2 separate regions of the Homo sapiens genome follow, and region 1 is linked to region 2. Evidence: read pairs that join two places in POLR2A ChIA-PET (ENCODE). Cell type or tissue: CD4-positive, alpha-beta T cell. All regions are shown on one strand. Region 1 has its middle 24 kb from the start of ATP2B2-IT2. Region 2 has its middle 18 kb from the start of ATP2B2-IT1.

What was found. ChIA-PET counts read pairs that join two places held together with the same protein. Peaks named below come from ENCODE experiments on the same cell type or tissue, not always from the same donor. Only the 100,000 strongest peaks of a DNase experiment are listed, where the experiment ranks them.
Region 1: POLR2A ChIA-PET joins it to region 2 with 5 read pairs; 2 of 35 experiments call an interaction of 5 or more read pairs at or near these places.

Annotation. Positions count from the first base shown.
Region 1 is chr3:10,600,655-10,605,654 of GRCh38, reverse strand. It overlaps a transcript of ATP2B2 not described here. Among named protein-coding and RNA genes, the nearest start is that of ATP2B2-IT2, 24 kb to the left of the region's middle. RefSeq lists an enhancer at 4,342-4,843. In CD4-positive, alpha-beta T cell, no CTCF peak of the experiment used is centred here; a DNase peak (open chromatin) is centred at 2,004; H3K27me3 peaks cover 293 bases.
Region 2 is chr3:10,549,850-10,554,849 of GRCh38, reverse strand. It overlaps a transcript of ATP2B2 not described here. Among named protein-coding and RNA genes, the nearest start is that of ATP2B2-IT1, 18 kb to the left of the region's middle. RefSeq lists a silencer at 871-1,165. In CD4-positive, alpha-beta T cell, no CTCF peak of the experiment used is centred here; a DNase peak (open chromatin) is centred at 2,659; H3K4me3 peaks cover 891 bases; H3K27ac peaks cover 1,405 bases.

The DNA of each region.
Region 1 (5,000 bases), 51 kb before region 2:
ACTGTAAAGATAGGGTCCCAGTGTGTTGGCCAGGCTAGTCTCGAAATGCTGGCCTCAAGCAATCCTCCAGCTCCAGCCTCACAAACTGTTCTTAGGTCTTTATTTCCTGACAAGCTAAGGAGCCCCAGCTCTGGTTCCCAGAACTGTTCCCCAGTTTCCCCCCAGCCTGCCCTCTCTGGTCCATGACTTGTCAGGCAGGGAAAAAGAAAGACTTTGAGCCTAACAGAGGCAAGGAGGCTATTGCCCAGGGATGGTGAACAGGCCAGCTTTGGAATCAGACCCTGGGCTCCAGCCTCAGTCTTTCCATATGTAGAATAGAGATGATACTAGCATCCCACATTGACCTCTGTTGAGCATTAAATGAGAGGACGTATGGAAATGCTTAGCCTGGAGCCCAGCACATAGGCTAGTATTGTTGTCGCTATTTTCTTGTTACTGTCAGCATCTGCCCATCACCCATGAACAATTTCCTGAAGACCCATTTTGTGAAGTAGTTAGTGTGTTATTCCCTAGAGATGTGGAGTGGGCTCATACTCTAGTGGCAGAGATGGAAGTATTAATAAACGAGGATGCTTTGGTGCAATAGATGCTTGGAAGGATGTCTGTACAGTGGGGACACAGAAGGCTGTGGCATATTCTATTAAAAGCAGCAGGAGCACTTTTAATAGACAGGGTAAAAAGGGCATTCCAGGAGGAGGGATCAGCAGGGGCTAAAGCTCAGAACAAGAACAGTTGAATGCACTGGGAAAGCTGTACATGGAGGAGGGGGAGCAGGTTTTAATATCCACAGGCCCCACACCCACGAGCTGTGAAAAAAGTAGGCTGGGTAGAAGACAATATGGAGTGGTGGAGACTGTGGCCAATTGGAAAGGGCTTGATGGCTCTAAAGGGAAGTAGGACTCTGCTCCATGCAATTATTAATATGAAGAGAAGCTGGCCTAGTGTTACCTGGTCTTCCAAGTTTTCCAGAGATGTCAGGGACCCAGGTTTTTATGTGGAATCTCTTGACTTCAAAACACTGAGCCAACACTGGGAAAACCAAACAGAATAGAAGGGGGCTGCCAGTTTGCAGTCCTAGTTTAGACCCAACAGTGGGGCATGTGGTGGTAGGTGATATGAGAAGCTATGGATTCCAGACTCTGTGCAGACAGGCTTGTGTCTGATAGCTGGGGGCCAAGACCTGGCCCACAAGAAGCACCCAATCAATACTTGGTCTGCAGAGGAGTTAGGGAGTTTGGACTTCATCCGGAAGGTTAGGGGAGACTGTGAGGTTTGGGGCAGAGAAGTGAAACAATGGGAAGTGTGTTGTATGACTTTAGCCCACCTGCCATGTGGAGGCTGGCTTGGAGAGAAGAGATGGCAGCTAGGGAGGTGGGTGGATGTCTTAACAGGGCTCCAGGCAGAAGGTGATGGTGACCTGGGCCATGGCTACGGGGTGAGAGGGGAGGAGAGATCCTAGAAGGGTCAAATTTATGCAGAGATTGACTTGGAGAGTGTGAGGGAGGTGAGGCCAAGGTGCCTGCCAGCTCCCTGACCCACCTGGGTAACTCAGTGGTGTTTCTCACCAAGTTGGGGCATCTGGGAGGAGAAAAGTATGGAGGCAGAGGGAGGAGGGGTGATAACTCTAGCTTGGACCATGTTAAGTTTAGATGCCTGTGGGACTCCCAAGGGAAGACCTGCCACCCAGTCAAACATATATCTCTCAGGGGAGGGAGGGCTGAAGACAGAATGATACCTCCACCCTGACTGGGTCTTACCCTCCTCCAGGGACCCAAAAGACCTTCATTTCCTTTGTGGTTGCTCTGTCGTCTGAGAGTTAAGTCTATTTATTGGGCTTAGATTTGTTTTTTTTTCCTGGAAAGACTGAAGGAGAAGGTGGATTGATATGTAATGCCAGAACGAAGATCTGTGAACACCTCAGCTCTGATTCATTTTTCTTAGCCCTACCCCCGTGATCTGGGCAGCTGGGGGAGGAGGAACAGAGGGTAGAGAACAGCTGGGTTACCGGGGCCCCACAGTAACCACATCAGTAAAATCTCATTTCCAGGAGCTAAGTCTGAACTCTGTTATCATGAACGCTTGCAAGAGGGCTCTTACCTGCACTTGACAGAAGCAAAGGCTTTGCTAAGCAGATTGACGGTGTCACAAGCCCACTTAGGAGAGCAGGCTTTTAGCAGCAGCATTTGCATTCCAACAATGAGTGTGCAAATTATAAATGACTACTTCTCTATTTTTAAAGCGATTTTAAGACTCCTCATCTGCTGTCAAGAATGTCACTGAACATACCAAGGACACTCACAGCAATGCTGTGATCCTTTTGAAAAGAAACGATTCTATTAGAGAACTGACGTGTATCGAGCATCTGCCAAACACACCGGGCACCGTGCTAGGCATTTTAGAGGCATCGGCTCATTTAGGCCTCTACCCCAGGGGGATGAAGTCATTATTTTCTTACCAAGGAAATGAAGCCAGGCCCAGAGAAGGTGAACTGCTGCTGTAGGCTTGCTCAGCTCAAGAGGGCCGGGGTCACCAGGGCTGGATGCGGGGTCTGAGTTCTTCCTGACACACCTCATCATCGTTTCTCACCAGTTCAGGTTTCTGCCTCTTGGCCAGTGGAAGGATGGCCTTAAATAGGGCTTCACAGCCTTGAGAGAACAGAGGGGATGTGGGAGAAAGTGAAAGAGAGGGTGCTGAGAAGTTAAGAAAAGAAGGAGGCTCAGTTCAGAGAGAAGAGAAATGAAACAGCCCCAAAAGTGGAGGAGGAGGGAGGCTCTGAGGTGTGGTACCAGGTGTGGCCCAGTTCAAAGCCCAGTTTGCCAGGAGCTCACCTTGGGCAAATGCTTTATCCACCTGTGAAGGGTGGAGTTTGGCCTCCATGTCAGTTTCCCTCCAACTTCAGTCATTTGTTTTTATCTGTAAACAACCCACGCGATTACCCATTTAGTCTTGTTTTCATCAGTTCACCATTTTACCTGATTATGTTCTCTTTAAAAGAAACTTTTTAATGCAATTAAGTGGTTTATAATATCGCTTGTCATCAACAGGAGCTAAGCATTAAAATAAATACAAAGAAATAAAAATCATCCTATGATTAAATTCCACCTCGCTGCCGCTGCCTGAGTTCTGCTCTGTGTCTCTCTGTTAGGAGGGAGAAGGTCAGAGGTGTTCAAGGCACATTAACCCTGAGCCAGTTCTTTTCTCCCTGAGACAACCTCCCAAGAATGAAAGGATGCAGGCACCATGTCCTGACTGTGTGGCCTGAAATCCCTTCTCTGAGCATCATGGTCTAAGGACACACTCTGTGGAAAGCGAGGGCCAGCCGTCATCTTAGAAACTTCCACAACGGCAGAGTCTGGGAAAGTCCCGGGATGTGAGCAGCCTGACAAGGAGAAAAAAGGGGGTGAAGAGTGGGTGGGATTCCAGAACAGACCCCCACATTCTGTGACCAAAGGAGTGAGAATTTTTCAGTGCTTTCTCCATTTTGATGAGGGCAGGGAGGGGGCAGAGGCCAGGGCAGGAAGTGGGGAGGGGGCTCCGAGGGGGCTTCAACCCAGCACTGCCTCTGGCTGCCAGGAGAGCCGCTGGAGCCTCAGCTCTTCCTCTGCAGGCGCGGGGAGGACATCCTGGGCCTTCTTCACCACTGGGCCTCAGGTTGTCCAGGGTCACGTTCAGGGTTAGGCAGCCTGGATCCCTTTAATCCCATATTAATGAATTATGTGCCCAAGAGCAGGCTTAGCTGGGGGGAAATGAAGACAAATAAGAAAGAGGGTAGGGAGGAGGGCCATGGCTGGAAGGGACTTGGGGGATGGCTCCTAGTGGGGCTCCCCTCAGCCCTGAACTCCAGGGGCCTCCATTTGGGCCCTGCCCAAGTTCTAAGGTGTGGGTCTCCCCCATAGCTCTTGCTGATGTCAGGTGTGAGCTGCTGTGTGTACATGCAGGCTCCTGGGCGTTCCCCTCCCCGGGGTCCTTCCCTGCCAGGCTCTGGTGAGCCACCAGTCTTAATGAGGAGGTGCCTGGGGGAAGACTGGGAGCCAGATATGTACTAAATGACTGAGACAGACAGAGAATGCTAGGTTGAACAGGTCTTAGAGACCTTCTGACTCACTGTTCCTCCACAATCAGGGGTTCAAATTATGACCTCCATTTATAAATGAGGTAACCGAGGCCCAGCAAGGGGAGACTCTCACAGCCAGCCTGGGGCACAGCCAGGCCAGATCCAAGGCCTCTGACTCAGGCAAGGCCTCCCTCCCCGTGTTATTCCTCCACTCAGGGGGTTGAGGCTGAATAAGCCACAATTGGAGCCTGTCCCAGGGACCAGCCAGTGGCTGCCCCCCTTATTATGGGCCCAGGACTCAGGGTATGACCGAACTGGACTCCTCTGTGCCAATTCTGAGTGTTCCTGGAGTGTCCTGGCTCACGCTGGGCACCAATCATGGCCTCTGGGGACTCCTTCTTCTTTTTTGCCTAGAGAGTGGCCACTCTCCTGCCCTTTACCACACTTGGCACACTATCCCCTCTGTCCTCAGAGATTCTTGAGAGATCTCAGCAGGGCAAGCCCGCAAGGCCGGACCTGGTGCACAGTAGGCTCACAGACCCACAGGGGTCTCCTGGCTGGCACCCTGTGCTTCCTGGTTTTGTAGGCTCCGAGAATGTCCAGGTATTGGAAGCTGGGGTGTTGCTGGGTGGTGAGTCACAACCATACACCCGACCTCTTTCCCAGGGACTTCTTAGTCTTGCCCTGCCCCAAACACTTCATCTGGGCTTTTGCCTGACCGCCATGTGTTTTCTATGGTCAACCCCCTCATTCCAGCTCATCTCCCTCCCCATGCCCTCACTCAGCCCTCTGCAGGGAGGGAAAAGGTTGGTTTTCTGGGAAGCAAGGTGAGTGATCCCCAGGTGCCCTCAGGACAGTTGCAGGCAGGCTCTCAACTGGGCAGAGGGCCCCTGTGCAAGCCAGAGTCAGCACTGCCGGGCCAGGGGCAGGGAGGGGGCGGCAGATC
Region 2 (5,000 bases):
TACTTGCTTTGGGACCTTGAGTAAATCATTTTATTCCCCTGGGCCTTCTGTTTTCTGAACTCCAAAAAGCTAAATGTGATCTTCAAGGCCCTGCTTCTGGCTTAGGCATTGCAGATTTCTAAGTGTGGTGTATTAGCTTACTATTGCTGCTGTAACAAAAAACCATAGACCAGGGGATTTAAAATTGATCAGCTGACAGTTCTGTAGTCAGAAGTCTGACACAGCTCTACCGGGCTGAAATCGAGGCAGAGCCACATTCCTTCTGGAGGCTGCGGGGGAGAAGAATCTGTCTCTGGGCCTTTTCCATCTTCTAGAGGCTGCCTATTTCCTTGATTCACAGACACTGAATCTTCTGCCTCCCTTTTCCACTTTTAAAGGTCCTTGTATTCCATTGGCCCACCCAGATCATCCAGGGTGATCTCCCCTGTCTTAAAGTCAGCGGTGAGACACCTTCACTCCATCTGCACCCTCATTTCCCTTTGCCATAAGCTGACATATTCACAGGCTCTGGGGGTTTGGATGTGGGTGTCTTTGTGCAGCCATTATTCTGCCTTCCACACCTGGAAACTGAGACATTTCTGAGAGGCCTTGGGCAAGCTGTCTCCCCTTTTTGGACCCAGTTTTTTCTCTTCTGTGAAATGGTGTGGCTGCTTTGAAAACAAAGTGAGAGGATGAGTGTTCAGGTGGGTTACAAAGGGTCAAGCGCCATACATGGGGTTAATTCTTTATTCCTGGGGTATTTCTATTGCCAGCAATGGCAGCTGGCAGCCTCTCACCGGGCCCTCATGCCTTCCTATGCCTTGTTCTGAAAAGCTGCAGCCCCCACCCCCGCCCCACTAGACCCCCAGAAAACAAACGTGGGTCTGTGTACCGCTCCTGCTCATTATAATCTCTTGCTTCTTTTCACAAAACCCCAGGGGCCCCTGGGATTTGGGAGCTGGGGGATGTCACTCAAGGATGCCTATTGAGTGCTAAACAATGGCCCCCTCATGAGGTCATAGGGCCGCTTAGCAACCACCCAGGCCCTTAGTAACGGGCCCAGAAGTGTTGATATTTACCCAACAGAAACTTTGGATTATCTCGATAACACCCAGTTCCTTCCAGAGAGCTGCAGGCACTAAAAGCAAGCTCCACCCACTCCGAGCTGCTGCTCTGGCTCTTCCAAGAGCAGGCCTATGGAGGGGCAGGGAGTCCTGGGTTTCCCCCCCAGCTCTGCAATCCTCTGAGGGCCTCAGTTTCCCCCACAACATGGGGATCAGACTAAATAAGTACTAAATATTTAAGTAGTATGACTGTATGTCCCTGCTGGCCCAGAACAGTTCCATTTTATCAAGACTATTAAAAGAGGCGTTTTCATTCTCAAGAGTTGGAACATCAACCTTCTGGTCACCCACCTCTAAAAGGCCACTTCCAGCCCTCAATCCCATTGTTCTTCCCCTCCACCCTCTTTCCCAGTCTGAATTAATCCTGAATAGTTTCACCTAGCTTTTTCAAGGTCCCTCTCTGTGTCAGGCATGGAACAGGGCGCTGAGGAAACTGAGGCAAACCAGACGTGGTCCCTGCTTTCAGGAGCTTCCAGTCCGGGAAAGAACACCGCTTAAACACTCTGCAGAAATCTAGGTCTGAATCTAGAACCTTGCAATTCTCAGACTTATTTGTGTTGTCTTCACTAAGCTATTTTAGTAAATAATAATACTCCATAGAATTCCGGTGGCATTTTGCAGTTTCTAAAGCATTTCTGTTATGTTCCCTCATTTAACCCTGACATCATCTGAAGGTGTGATTTTAATATATTCCCATTGCACAGATGGGGAACTGGAGGCTGGAGGCCATAGAGGACAGAGCAGTTGGATGCCCTTGAGGAGCAATTCAATCTCTGCCTCCTTGCCTTCGAAATGGAGATGTTAGCTCCCACTTCATAGAACTGTTATGGAAAGTAAATGAGACAGCACATAGAAAGTCCTTTGGAAAGTGACAGCTGCCTAAAATGAGTGTTTCTGCCCTGAGCTGTCTGTGGCCTCAGCAGTTGCACTTCCTGGATGTTCTCCAGTTCACCTGCTTCTCACATGCCCACAGACACCCATTTGTAAATTTCCTGACCCATTTTTGAGCACAGGGAACACATCTTGGTTGGAACCCCAGCTCTGCCTCAGGGCAGCACTGTGGCCTCGGGCAACTTCTAGCCTCAGTTTCTTCATTTGTAAGAGGAGATAAGAACAAGTCATCCTGAGGATGGAAGGAAGCAAATAACATAAAAGCAGTGCTGAGGGGAGCCAACCCAGCACATAGCTGTTGCTCACAAATGGGAGGTTCTGGATTGCCTTTCTGATGTTAAGTATGTGAGAAGACTTTGAACGTGTTTGTGTGAGAGGGAGCTATGGAGGGCAGCACCCACAAGATGGGATTTTTCCCTCACCCCAGGAGCCAGGCCAGCACTCACTTTGGGCGGAAGGCAGGACGCTGCCACCTTCTCTAAGGTTGGCTTCCAGCCACGTTGCAGCAAGGGGGTTCGGCTGACGAAAGCTGTTCCCTCTGTGCCCCACTCACCTTGCAGGAGGAGAAGGGCCCCCTCTTCCCCTTTTCTTTACAGAGTAGCTCCACAGGGGCAAATCTGTCAGATGCCATGGTGATGCCTATGTGGTTTCCCGCCCACGCCCCTCGCCAGTGCTATGAGTCACCAACCGGCACCGAGGCGGCGGCCGTGGGAAGGGTGTTCCCTCTCCGGCTGCAGAAATGCTGCCACAGGCGAGCTCTAGAAAGCCAAAACTGGGCCCCAGGATAGGCACAGTGAGGTTCCTTATGCAACTTTTGACATTGTTCGGAATCAGTGTTACAGAAAGCCCAAACCCAGCCCCATGATAGGCATGGCTACATTTCTTATGCAACCTTGGCATTGTTCAAAAGCAGCGTTAATGTTCGCAACTTCCATTTGCTGAGGGCCCTAGGGAGCTGGCCCAGCCTAGACTTCATGTCCTGCTTCCCACAGCCCAGGAAGAAGCTAGAGTCCCCTTTTCAACAGATGGGGAAAGTGAGACATGCTTGGGGTCACATGGCCAGGACATTCCCAGATGTGACTCCCCTTTACTGGCAGACCAAGGTAGCTTTTGGAATTGGAGACAGACCAAAACAGGTAAATATGATTGATACATTGTGTTCTTGTTTGAATGAAACATAATTGTGAGCAATTGTGTACAGTTGCCGGGCTGAAGGTTTGAACTCTTGATTTCTTAAAAGGAAAGAAAAATCTATCTCTAAATCTGAGTTAGCCTAGAATAGAAATATGTTTACAGCAAAATATTTCTTTATACAAAACTTTGCATTGCCAAAGCAGGGCTGTGGAATATGCATGCGTGTTAGTGGGGTGTTACAGAGGAAGGAACTGCATCAGGGATTGTATCTTGCAAGTAGCACTGACAGTGATCACAGATCCGCATCTGAGACGTTGAGCTTGGCCGCTTTGGCCCCATCTGTGCCCATGGTGGGCTTGATAATCGGCACGTCCATTCACCACTGCCTTGCCAGGTCCTAAAGCCATACTACCTGCTTCACTGCAGGCTGCGTCTCTCATCTTTCCCCCACTGAATTCACTGATCACTCCTCCATCAGGTACTCTAACTGTCCCATGAGCTCCTTAAGAATAGGAGCTGAGCTCCAGGAGGCTATGTGTTGGGAGAAGGGGGCAGTAGAAAATACGTGTAGTTATTTGAGCGACTTGGTATGCCCTGCTGTCTCTGGCTGGAGTCCCCTTCGTAAAACATTCGCCCAGGCCAGAAAGAGACCTAAATGAGAGTAGAGGGAGCAGAAGGTCTCCACACACATTCCCACCTGCCTCAGTGCTGTCTGAGCCTCAAACTTGCCTGATCCAAGTTGGGTAAAACCAGACTGTACCATTCAGCCACAGGAACAGCAGGCCGGGCCGTATCCTGCCAGCAACCTGCCTGATTGGAGGGTTTACTTTGCAGCCAGGCCTTGGCGACCGTGCATAACAGCTTCTGTCTCTCCCAGAACAACTGTGAATGTTTCCCCTTCGCCTTCACCATGACCTCACCCGGCATGGATTTCCTACTATTTAAAACTCTTCTGCAACTCGTTCCATAGACCGGGGTGACATTGATCCTTGCTATAATCAGAGGAGTGTGTGAAGCTGGTGCCCAGGCAGCCTGGGATCCTGGAGGGATACATTAAGACTTGACAGGGTTCCCGTGAAATGGATTTCTGTGCATCAGAACCTGTACTCCTGTTGACTTTCATTGGAGCATTGAGAATGTGTCCTGCTGGAAGGGAGAAATGTTTGATGCAGCTGTACTTCAGAGGGCACTAGACCTTTTTAAAAAACTATCACATAGACAAAAAATGTGCTTTCTGGGGTGTAAAAAAAACTGGTCTATAATATTAGGATCAAGTTTATTTCTATGCTAAATAAAAAAGGGAAAAATCAAAATTTATTATATAGTTAAGTTCATCTTGAGGAGACTGAAGAAAAAGAAACCAATACTATTCCATGGCCAGGTAAAACACTCTGTCTACATTCCAATATGGTCCTGATCTTCAGGAAATTGTTCTGTTGCATTATTGCTATTTACTTCCGTTCTAGGTTTCAGAAAAAAAATTAATATGTCTTATCAGCCTCTGTAGTAAACACTTATTGCTTTCATATTGGTCTCAGATCTTCACTTGCTTTTTCTGTTGAAATTTCAGAGGCTCTATTCTCTGTAGCTAGCCAGCCACAAGAGACTCCCTTGGGCTAAGTTCCCAAGACCTGTCATGTGATACAAGTCATTGTCATTATTGCTTCTTTGGGCTGTTGACAGAATGTGATCCCATAGCAAGATATGAGAAATATATAGGATTTGGAGTCAGGCCATTTTCTTGCTATGTGGCCTTAAGCAGGTGACTTAACCTCTCTGAGCCATGTGGCTCCCCTGAGTTCTAGCATCACTAGGTAAGGTCAGACGCCCCTCCTCAGTGGGCCCCTCAGTGGGCCCCTCCCCTGTGCTGGC